2 separate regions of the Homo sapiens genome follow, and region 2 is linked to region 1. Evidence: chromatin contacts called from ENCODE POLR2A ChIA-PET data. All regions are on one chromosome and are shown on one strand. The core of a region is the stretch at or near the end of the contact, and the rest is flanking DNA. Distances in the headings are between cores, read along the strand shown. Region 1 holds the start of TICAM1 (TIR domain containing adaptor molecule 1). Region 2 holds the start of WIZ (WIZ zinc finger).

Region 1 (6,103 bases), core at 2,775-5,274:
GCGGAGCTTGCAGCGAGCCGAGTTGGTGCCACTGCACTCCAGCCTGGGTGACAGAGTGAGACTCCATCTCAAAAAAAAAAAAAAAAAGATCCTATATTCAGGTGGGACCACAAGTCGGCCAAAACTTTTTGAAATGATCAAGACAACTACTTGGAATACGGTCCAATACCCCCACCCCCCGTTAAGTTCGATGATCCACGAATCAACTGCTCTTCCCACCTCCCGGTGTTTCCTGGGAACGGTTGTGTGTATAACTTACCAAGCAAAAAGCAAACATACATTGGCACGTACCCTCCAATTTTTAGCTGATAAGAGGGCATAGATGATAAAGTGTGGAGAAGGGCCATGCTGGGACAGGGTAGCAGTGGGGCTGGGCGTCATGCTGAAAATTCATTGAGTTTAACACTTAGAATTCACACTCTTTTTTGTTTTTTTTATTTTTTTTGAGACGGAGTCTCGGTCTGTCTCCCAGGCTGGAGTGCAGTGGCGCGATCTCGGCTCACTACAAGTTCTGCCTCCCGGGTTCCCACCGTTCTCCTGCCTCAGCCTCCTGTGTTGTTGTTTTTTGACAGGATCTTGCTCTGTTACCCAGGCTGGAGTGCAGTGGTGTGATCATAGCTCACTGCAGCCTCAACCTCCTGGGATTAAGAAGTGATCCTCCCACTCAGCCTCCCAAGTAGCTGGGACTACAGGCACATGCCACCATGCCCAGCTAATTATTAATGTTTTGTAGGGACGGGGTCTGGAACTCCTGGGCCCAAGCGATCCTCCCACCTTGGCCTCCCAAAGTGCTGGGATTACAGGTATGAGCCACTGCACCCAGCCTACATGTCAGTAAAATATATATACATATATATATTTTTTGAGACGGAGTCCCACTTTGTCGCCCAGGCTGGAGTGCAGTGGTGCGATCTAGGCTCACTACAGCCTCCGCATCCTGGGCTCAAGTGATTCTTGTGCCTCACTCTCCTGAGTAGCTGGGATTACAGGAGCCTGCCACCACGCCCAGATAATCTTTTTTTTTTTTTTTTTCTGAGACCGAATCTCCCTCTGTCGCCAGGCTGGAGTGCAGTGGCGCGATCTCGGCTCACTGCAACCTCCACCTCCTGGGTTCAAGCAATTCTCCTGCCTCACCCTCCCGAGTAGCTGGGACTACAGGTGCATGCCACCATGCCCAGGTAATTTTTGTATTTTTAGTAGGGACGGGGTTTCACCATGTTGGCCAGGATGGTCTCAATCTCTTGATCTCGTGATCCGCCTGCCTTGGCCTCCAAAATTCTGGGATTACAGGCGTTAGCCACCACGCCCTGCTAGTTTTTGTAATTTTAGTAGAGACAGGGTTTCAGGCTGTTGGCCAGGCTGGTCTCGAACTCCTGACCTCAATCGATCCGCCTGCCTTGGCCTCCCAGAGTGCTGGGATTACAGGCATGAGCCACTGCGCCCGGCCTGTATAGGACTCTTAAAGCAGTGCCTGGCACACGCATGCCCCACAAACATTAGCATGCAAGACTGAAACCTCCTTGCAAGAAGGACTCAGGGGAGTTTTGCAGAAAACACGACAAAGCCAGCCAGACTTAGAATCATCAAGGCAGGACCATCTCCACCTGAATGCCTGGCAAATCTCTAAAATCACGTGGTCTTTCTTCTCATTCTCTCTGCCCCCCCGGGCCTGAACTCAACTCTATTTCAGTGACTGCCCCAGCTTCCCCCGCCCGCCTCCCCTGCCCACTGCCACCTCCACCTTCTCGAGACCCAGCAAGTTTCATTTCTCACTGTCCATGGCTGGGACAAAGTCCACTCCTCACTCTGAAGAGCAGGCGCCTGGCGGGACAAAAACACCCATGGGGTAGGAGGGTTCTGGCTCTGCCACCTGCCGGCTTGTGTGGTCTGTTTCTCAGCCTCAGCTTCCTCATTTATAACACCCACATGAACTGGTACTTAGGATGAATGGGAGTCTGTTTTGAAGCTTTCATGCGAAAATATGGTTAAAAAGTTTAGATCAGTGCCCAGCAAGGAGCAAGAGCTTGATATAATAATATTAGTGTGACAATAAATATTGGCAGACTTTTTCTCTTCCTCTTCCTTTTTAAAAAAATTTTTGATTTTTAATTTCATTTCTTTTTTTTTTTTTTTTTTTTTTTGACACAGAGTCTTGCTGTGTCGCCCAGGCTGGAGTGCAGTGGCGTGGTCTGGGCTCACTGCAACCTCCGCCTCTTGGGTTCAAGTGATTCTCCTGCCTCATCCTCCTGAGTGGCTGGGATTACAGGCATGCACCACCACGCCCCGCTAATTTTTGTATTTTTAGTAGAGACAGGGTTTCGCCATGTTGGTCAGGCTGGTCTCAAACTCCTGACCTCAGGTGATCTGCCTGGGATTACAGGCGTGAGCCACCTGCCCAGCCCCATTTCATTTTTTTTAGAGACAGGGTCTCACTCTGTCACCCAGGCTGGAGTGCAGTAGTGGGATCACGGCTCACTGCAGCCTTGAACTCCCGGGTTCAAGTGATCCTCCCACCTCAGCCTCCCGAGTAGCTGGGACTACAGGTGTGCGGCACCACACCTGGCTAATTTTTGTATTTTTGGTAGAGACAGAGTCTCACCCATGTTACCCAGGATCCTGGGCTCAAGCAATCCACCTGCCTCAGCCTCCCAAAGTGTTGGGATTACAGGCATAAACCACTGCACCCGGCTAACTTTCTTTTTGAATTTTTTTGTAGAGGTGGAGTCTCGCTATGCTGCCCAGGCTTGTCTTGAACTCCTGGGCTCAAGTGATCCTCCCACCTTGTCCTTTTTAAATGTTTTAACCACCTCTCCCACTCTCCTTCCCACACTCTCATGCAGCCTTTCATGCATCGAATATGCATTTATTGAGCACCTACTAGGTCCAGGAACTGTTCAAAGTGCCACTGCATATCAAGGCAGGCACATCTACCCTCACAGAGCTCCCAGTCTGGTTCAGGGAGACCAACAGTAAGCGAGAAAATAACCCAAGATCATTTCAGAGAATGAAAAGTAACGTGAAAGCCATGAGCCGGGGGCTGTGTGGCTCTGAGAGACTGGCTGGGAAGGGGCTACAGGGGACCACGGTGGTCAAGGGAGGCCTTTGGGGACAGGAGGTAACATTGAGCTGAGACCTAAAGGAGCTGAGGGAGGAGGCTGGGTGGAGATCAGGGAGGAAAGCTTCTGGAAGGTGAAGCCACCTGCCCAAAGGCCCTGGGGCAGGACTGCGCCTGGTGAGCTGGAGGAACAGTAAGGAAGCCCATGTGGCTGGATAACCGTTAGGAGGGGGAGAAAGGAAGAAGGTGTGTGGTGGTACAGGGTGTGAGGTTGGGATCCTGGGTGTCAGGGAAGAGTTTGGGGTGTCAGGGAGGAATTTGGGGTGTCTGGGAGGAATCTGGGGTATTCGGGAGGGATCCTGGGTGTTGGGGAAGAATCCAGGGTGTCAGAGAGGGGTCCTGGGTGTCACGGAGGAATTTGGGGTATCAGGGAGGGACCTTGGGTGTCAGGGAGAAATTCAGGGCGTTGAGAGAAATATGGGGTGTGAGGTAGGAAGCTTGGGTGTCAGGAATTTGGGGTGAGAAGGAATATGGGGTTTCAGGTAGGAATCCTGGGTGTTGGGGAGGAATCTGGGGTGTCCGGGAGGAATCTGGGGTTTGGGGGAGGGGTCAGGCTGTCGGGGAGGAAGCCAGGGTGCTGGGGAGGATCCCGACAGTGGGGGAGGATCTGGGCCACCAGCGCGGGGAGCTGGAGGTTGAGGGGAACGTCAACCTCCCAACGCGCGGCGCCAGGCCCCCTCCTCCGCACCGGGGCCCTAAGAGGGAGGCCAGGTGGCCTGGAGCCCTGGCGAGCGGCACGGGCTCAGGGCCACCCCCCACACCCCCGACACCTTCTCCACCTCAGGCCCGTCCTCGCCCCTTCCCCACCTACCAGGGATCCGGGGCTGCCGGCTGCGCCACTGGGTCCTGGGGTCCTGGGGGCTGGGGCTTCTGCGGAGTTGCCCGCGGACCGTAGCGCGCTGAGGGCGCTGGCTCCACCCCGCGGCCCGCGCCCTGGGAAGGAAGCGCGCCGCCCCTTCCGCGTCCCGGGTGGGTGTGGGACGTGAGGTCACGGTTTCGGAGTCCTGCCCCGCAGCACCGGGAAAGTCCCCGGGTCGCCCCGCACCCATGCGCTCTCTTCCCAACCCTTGCGGTCACGTTCAGCAAGTGTGAGCACCTACTGTCTGCAGGGGGCCAGAAGAACTCGCATCTGCTCTCGGGGAGCCCACAGTCATCTGGGCGGGGGTCCCAGATGAGAAAGTAATCACAATTGTAAAGTGGGATCATCTCCGTTAGTGATAGGTGCTTTCCAGGAAATAAATGTAGCAGCTGTTTTTATTTTATTTCTCTTATTTTATTTGTTTGTTTGTTTATTTATTTTTTTATTTATTTTCCGAGACGGAGTTTCGCTCTTGTTGCCCAGGCTGGAGTGCAATGGCGCAATCTCAGCTCACTGCAACCTCCGCCTCCCGGGTCCAAGCAATTCTACTGCCTCAGCTTCCTGAGTAACTGGGATTACAGGCATGTGCCACCACACCTGGCTAATTTTGTATTTTTAGTAGAGATGGAGTTTCTCCACCTTGGTCAGCGTGGTCTCGAACTCCCAACTTCAGGTGATCCACCTGCCTTGGCCTCCCAAAGTGCTGGGATTACAGGTGTGAGCCACCGTGTCCGGCCTCCCTTTTTTTTTTTTTTTTTTTTAGTTGGAGTCTTACTCTGTGGCCTAGGCTGGAGTGCGGTAGTGCGACCTCGGCTCACTGCAACCTCCACCTCATGGGTTCAAGCGATTCTCCTGCCTCAGCCTCCTGAGTAGCTGGGATTACAGGCACGTGCCACCACACCTGGCTAATTTTTGTATTTTTAGTTGAGATGGGGTTTCACCATGTTGGCCAGGCTGGTCTCGAACTCTTGACCTCAGGTGATCTGCCCGCCTCGGCCTCCCAAAGTGCTGGGATTACAGGCGTGAGCCGCTGCGCCCGGCCTAATTTTATGATTATAATAATTATTATTATTTGAAACGGGGTCTCCCTATATTACCCAGGCTGCTTTCAAACTTCCAGGCTCAAGCAATCCTCCCGCCTCGGCCTCTCAAAGTGCTAGGATTACAGGTGTGAGCCACCGCACCTGGCCTATATTATTTTTATCACCACATTAAATAAGATCTAATAATCACAGTGATTTTGCCGTGGTGACAAGTGTCAGATGTGTTTCTGGTTGCAATGCAATCTGAAAGTATCTGTGGTTTTTATTAGGGACAAACGGACAAAGTCCCAGGTCCTGTGGTTGTCTTCATTAATAATTGAGGGAATGGTAATTATCAGTTAGAGTCAGTGAAAATAAAGATGTGAAATTTTTTTCCTCCATCAGAATTCACAGACACCCTGAACACCCCTAAGAGGCTCAGGGACCCCAGGCTGAAGTTCACCTAAAAGTTCTTGTAGGGAGATAGCAATGGAAGTTATGTTGATGTCAAATCCCCCACAGTTCCCCTTATTGAGTACTTCTCTCCAGTGAGGGAGAAATTTTATTGAGCACTGACTGTGTTCCAGGAACGTCTAGGCTCTGGGAATACAGTAGCGGGGAAGACAGAAATGGTCTTACCCTTCAGGGTCTCCAGGGCTGGTGGGGGAGAGAAAGTTAAACACATCCTCCTGGCCTCTCTGTCTCCCACCCCAAAATTACCAATTCAAGGAGTGTCTCATAGGTGCTTGTACCCATGCAAAACTGTGCCCAGACTTTTTTTTTTTTTTTTTTTTTGAGACAGAATCTCACTCAGTCACCAGGCTGGAGTGCAGTGGTGCAATCTCGGCTCACTGCAACCTCAGCCTCCCGGGTTCAAGCGATCCTCCTGCCTCAGCCTCCCGAGTAGCTGGGACTACAGGTGCATGCCCCCATGCCTGGCTAATTTTTGTATTTTTAGTAGAGATGGAGTTTCACCATGTTGGCAAGGATGGTCTCGATCTCTTAACCTCGTGATCCACCCGCTCAGCCTCCCAAAGTGCTGGGATTACAGGCGTGAGCCACTGCACCCGGCTTTTTTTTTTTTTTTAGAGATGGGATTTCACTCTG
Region 2 (5,421 bases), core at 2,599-5,098, about 11 Mb after region 1:
CTGCTGAGGGAAACCTTCAAGGGTGGGCCTGGCCCCCCTCAGCAGCCACATTTCTCTCTTCCCCAAGCTATAAAACAGATGCACGTATGAGACCCTGGGTGATTCCCCAGTGGGAGTGAGGATGCACCTACCTGCCTGCTTTTCCCCTCTCCCCAGACCTGGGGCATCTGCGAGGTAGAGAAGAGATGTCCAATCCCTCGGAACCAGACCCAGAGAGGACCCTGGGATCCCTAGAGCCTGTACCCTCAGGCTCCCACAAAATCAAAGTCCCCGCCCAGCCCTGGCCGGCTGTGCGACCTGGCACAAGATTCTGCCTCTCTCTGAGCCTCAGTTATTAACTCAGTTATTAATGGCTTAGAGGAGGGGATTGCTAAAGTTTCCCTGAGTGCTGATACTCTGGAGTTGGGTGTACCCTCTGCCCTCAGGGGTCTCACCTTGCCACCCCACTGCCTGACACCTGCAGATGCCACCAGCTACCTCTAAGCCTTGGCATGTACACAGCCCCCTGCCTAGATGCTTGCTTCCCCCTTGGTCTGGCTCATTGTCCCTCATCCTACCTCTCACTTCCTGCAGGAACTCCTGGTTGCTCCCCACCAGGTGCTTTCCTCATCACAGCCCCAGCCGCTGTGTCATAACACCTGGTGACATAACACCGGGTCATAACACGGTATCATAACATCTGTCTCCCCAGCCTCAGATGGTGGGGTCTATGAGAGCGAGGATGGTGTGTGCTCAGTCACCGCTGTGCCCCAGGGCGTGGCCCCTAGAAGATGCTGTGTATTTATAAATATCCGAGCATCATGAGTTGTAAAGGTGGCCAGAGCAGGTCAAGGATCTGTGAGGATGCAGCAGGGTGGTTAAGAGTGAGGGCTGTCAAGCCATGTTACTCCCTGGCTAGGTGACGTTGGGCAACTTATGTCACCGCTCAGGGTCTCAGTTTCCCCATCTCTGACACGGGATAATAATAATGAAGGCTATTCCACAGGGTTCTTTGGAGAATGACAGAAGATGATCTTGCAAAAGCCTTGGCACGGAGGAAGCCCTTGATGAGGTGTTTGGAGATGGGGGTGGGGGGTGTGATACATCAGCCCACTGTTTTCCAGGCATACCAGCCTCCTACCAGGTCCTTGGACACGTCAGGCTCCTCCCCACCACAGGGCCTTTGCACTGGCTGTTCCCTCCACCCAGAATGCCCGTCCCACCATTCACTCCATGCTCCATTCAAATGCCACTCTATCAGGGAGGGTCTCCCAGGTCTCCCAGGCATGATCCTGGCACTCTGTTTAATGCCTTCACAGCATCTGTCACTACCTGTCCTTCTGATATTTGTTTAGTTGCTTGTTGTCCATTTCCCCTACTAGAGTGTCAGCCCCTTGAGGGCAGGAATTCTTGCCTCTTTGGTTTACAGCTGTCTTCCCAGTGCCTAGCACATACCCTGGCACACCGAAGGTGCTCAGTATTTAATGAATGAATAACACGTCTGGAGGTGGGGAGAGTGTGAGATACCTTTTTGCTGGGTAAACCAAGGGGTAGCCAGCATCGCTGACTACCCAGCCTCTCCCTAGCCACTACAGAAGCTGTTTTGGCCCGTGGTTCAGGAACAGGATACACCCAGACAGCCAGAGGGAGCTGGGATAGACTGATGGGAGTGGGGAATACCTGTGGAATAAGTGGGCTGGGGGCAGGGAGTCTGGGGTGCTGAGATGGGCCTCTGGACCCAATTAGTATGCTCAGAGGAGGAAGCCAGGCTGACCTGAGTTCAAGTCCCAGCTCCATACCACCCAGTGGGGAGCCTTGGTCTGGTCACTGGCTCCCAGGACACCTGTTTTCACAACTGTCAAATAAGAAACTAAACAGAGTACAAAGAAAAGGCTCTGGACCCAAGCGGAATCAGCATCCCAGCTCAGCCGCTGCTGCGCTGGGTGACTTGACTCTCTCTGAGCCTTGGGGAATGGGCTGGATGCTCCCTGGGGGCCACACGGCCCATTCTCTTACCAGAGATGCCACCTCTGCCATCCAGAATGTCTCGGGGGCCCTCCTTGGTGACAGGCAGGTAACGGGTGGACCGGAAGATGCCACCTTCCCCCTCAGCAGCTTCGGCCCCACCCTCGATGTTCTCCCTTGGCGCCGGGCCAGGCAGTCTCTCTGGGCCTTGGGGACGATCTGGTGCAGCCAGGCTGCCTGCCAGAGACCCCTCCATCGGATTTTCTCTGCTTGGATCCACTCAGCTGCTGCACCGGCTCAGCGGGGCATTGTGGGCCTGGGGATAGAGAGAAGGAAGTGCTTAGGGGATGGAGGAAAGGGAATCTGCCTCAGTTTCCCATCCCTCAAAACCTCAGTCCTCAACTTTGCAGCTCACTGCCTCAGTTTACCTCCCAGCCCAGGGGAGCTAATGGTGTTCAGACCTTTTCCACACACCTTCTATCCCAATGGCCCCTACCCTCAGCATGCCTCCGTCTCCCCATCAATAACTCCTCCCCTTTATACAGATCCTGCACTGCCTCAGTTTACCCATATTGACACATGCACACTCAGCCACCTGGTCTTCTTCCATCAATCTTACCATTTCTCCAGACGCCTCCCTTCATTCACACACAGCTGCACTTTCCCCAGTCCTGCCCTCACATCCATGCACACGCACATCCTACTGCCATGCCTTCGTTTCCTCGGCAAGAATCCCAGCCACTTGTACACTCTGATCCTATACACCGTCAGGAGTCTCCCATCATTACCCCTTTACTTTTCTCCATTGGGTTGTCCCATACCAATGATCCCTGCACTTTTCCCACACTCCAACCCTTCCCCCACACAGGACCTTAGGGTTCTCCAGCATTAACCCCTTCACCCCCCTCCACACACACAGCCTCAAGTGACCCCAGCATTAACCCTTTCGCTTCTCCCCAACATTATCCCTCATGCATACCCAGCTTGGGCTCCTCCATTCCCCCCACCCCCCAACCAAGATTGCTCTAGTCCTCGGGCGAAAGAAAACGATAGGGCTCCTGGTCCAGAAATGAGGACCCTGGGGAGCGGGGGTTGTCCTCTCTACCTATAAATACCTTCAAGGTAACGGCGGAAAGTGAAGGGCAGGAATGAGGCGCCCTCCCCAGGGAGATGGTGGGGAGGCCGGGCCCAGGCAACCGGGGCGGGGCCGGGGCGCCAGGCCTGGTTGCAGGCGCTGCCCTCGGGGGCCTGGGGATTCCCAGGGGGCTCCTCCGTGGGCTGGCAGTCTTGGTGGGGGTCCCTACCCAGGCCCGGAGGAAGCACCTGCGGTTGTCCACTGGGTGGGCACTGCCCGCGGGGAACGGGCGGGACCGCAACTTCGGAGCACTTTGGCAGCGTGGGGAGGGGGCTCCTACCCGGACGCCCCCCAGGGGTCGCAGAGGTGGGGGCTGCGCCGCGCGGGCCCACTCCTCGGGGGTCCAGGGTCCGGGGGATGAGCCCTCCGCCCGTGCACCCCGGGGCAGGAGACCCCGCGGGACGCGCCGAGGTAGGGGGGACACCTGCCCCAAGACCCCCGCCCCTCCCCCCACCTGCACGGCCCCGCCCCCGGCCAGGCCCCGCCCCTGAAGGCCCCGCCCCCGCCCCCGCCCCGGGGGGTCCCGCCTGGCCCGGCCCGGCCCGGGGCCTCCCCCGCCCCGCTACGGCTCCGCCCCACCCGCGGGCTCCCCAGGCCGGGCCGGGCCTCACCGGGGAGGCGGCGCCGCCGGCCAGGTGCCGGGGCTCGGAGCTCCCCTCCTTGGTGCGGCCGTCGCTGCCGCTACCGCCGCTGCCGCTCCCGGTGCCGGTGCCGCGGCCTCCGCAGCCGCCGCCGCCTCCACCGCTCGGGGGACATTGTCCCTTTAAATCGCTCCCCCCGCCGCCCCGCCCCCCCGGCGCGCCGCCGTGACCTCAGCGCGACAGCCCCGCCGCGCCGCCATGATGGGGAGGTCCGGGGCGCCCCCCCCACCCCACCCCCCCCCCCCTCGCCGCCCCGGGGGGGGCGGCCAGCGGGCGCGCCGCCATGTTGGGAGTGGCCAAGCGGGTCACCCTTAAAGGGCCCGCACGGCCTGAGTCCAGGGAGAGGCCCCGTTACCATGACAACACCCTTGTCGTCCCACACCCCAATGGCTCCTTATCGTCCCACTGGTACTTCCAATGGTAGGCTCGCTAAAAGCACTAAAAGAGTGGGGAGGGTGCAGAGAAGTTCCCCCATGGGTCATTGATGGGTCATTGATAGGTCATTGAAGACTCCACCCAGCCAATTTTTAGCCTTTTGTCCCCTGCCCCCCATCAGCTACCTTCCAACCACAAGCTCACTCCCTCCTTCCCAATCATCCACACTGGACTTCAGCACCTCCATGTCCCTAGAGTTGCCCTAGGTCTTCAGTCCTAAGTCACCTTCTCCACCCAGTTCCCAGGATCACAGCTTCCAGGACTACCCCATCAGACACACATCATGGCCTGTTGTCTTGTCTTATCCACCATGTATCCAGATATCTAACCACCTAGCTATCTCATCCACTTCCTCAATCTATCAATCACTCATCTACCTATCCAATGAACTAATCACCTATCCACCCACCCCTCCAACCACCTATTAATTCACCCAAACACCCACTCAACCCACCCATTCACTTCCCATCTACCCACCCATTCATCCAGCACCCAAGTAAATACTCATTTATCCATACAACCAAGCAAGTACCCAACCATCCCCACACACATCTTTCCGCCCAGCCCCCCAAACATCCATCCACCAGTTTGTCTGTTGATTTGGTCCCTCCACTAACATGTAAGTTCCATGAGGCCAGGAGTCCTGTCTAGTTCATTATTGTTTCTCCACTGCCCAGTTCTCAGGCGTCTCAGGAGACCTCAACATATGTACATATGATATATATAATCACAACATTGAAAAAAATTTTTTCTTACTATGAACCAGGCCTTTTCTAGGCAGACATACCCAACCTGGTTAACCAACTACCCAGCTACTCACCTACCAGGTCAAACATCCAGCAAATGCTAACCTATCCGTCTGCCGTTTGCTCCACCCACTCTACCCCTCACCCATCCACTCACCCATGATTTGAATGACTCATTTACCCAATCATTCATACACAGTATCCAACCATCTCCACACCTGACCCCCTTCCTTTATCCGCCTCCCAGACCCATGGCCTCCGTGACATGAGGAGGGCCTAGGAAGATGCTCTCACTGTGGGATTGGGAGGTTGCCAGGGGTGGAATCCATGCTTCATTGAGAAGCAGGTGCTGCCTATAACAATGGTGAATACCTTTTATCGAATGCCTTTAACTATGGGTCCTCTCACTGTGTAGGGAACTTTACGTCCATTTCACAGATAAGAAAACGGGCTCTTAAGAGAATGAAGGTCTAAGGTCACACAGCTGGTGAGAACTTGTGTACATGGCCCTCTCCATGAG

Evidence for each region. ChIA-PET counts read pairs that join two places held with the same protein, here RNA polymerase II (POLR2A).
Region 2: POLR2A ChIA-PET joins it to region 1 with 10 read pairs in activated B cell. The contact joins the promoter of WIZ here to the promoter of TICAM1 in region 1. POLR2A ChIA-PET finds 5 or more read pairs at or near these places in 2 of 52 experiments (GM10248 and activated B cell).

What each region holds. Positions count from the first base shown.
Region 1 is chr19:4,827,688-4,833,790 of GRCh38, forward strand. It overlaps TICAM1 (TIR domain containing adaptor molecule 1), which reads right to left and starts at 4,025. Exons shown (of 2, transcript NM_182919.4): 1 at 3,927-4,025. RefSeq lists silencers at 3,742-3,861, 3,872-4,161.
Region 2 is chr19:15,446,108-15,451,528 of GRCh38, forward strand. It overlaps WIZ (WIZ zinc finger), which reads right to left and starts at 3,849. Exons shown (of 13, transcript NM_001371589.1): 1 at 3,691-3,849; 2 at 1,996-2,260. The coding sequence starts at 2,200. It overlaps MIR1470 (microRNA 1470), which reads left to right and starts at 3,441; the gene lies at 3,441-3,501. RefSeq lists silencers at 3,114-3,223, 3,574-3,693, 3,744-3,873.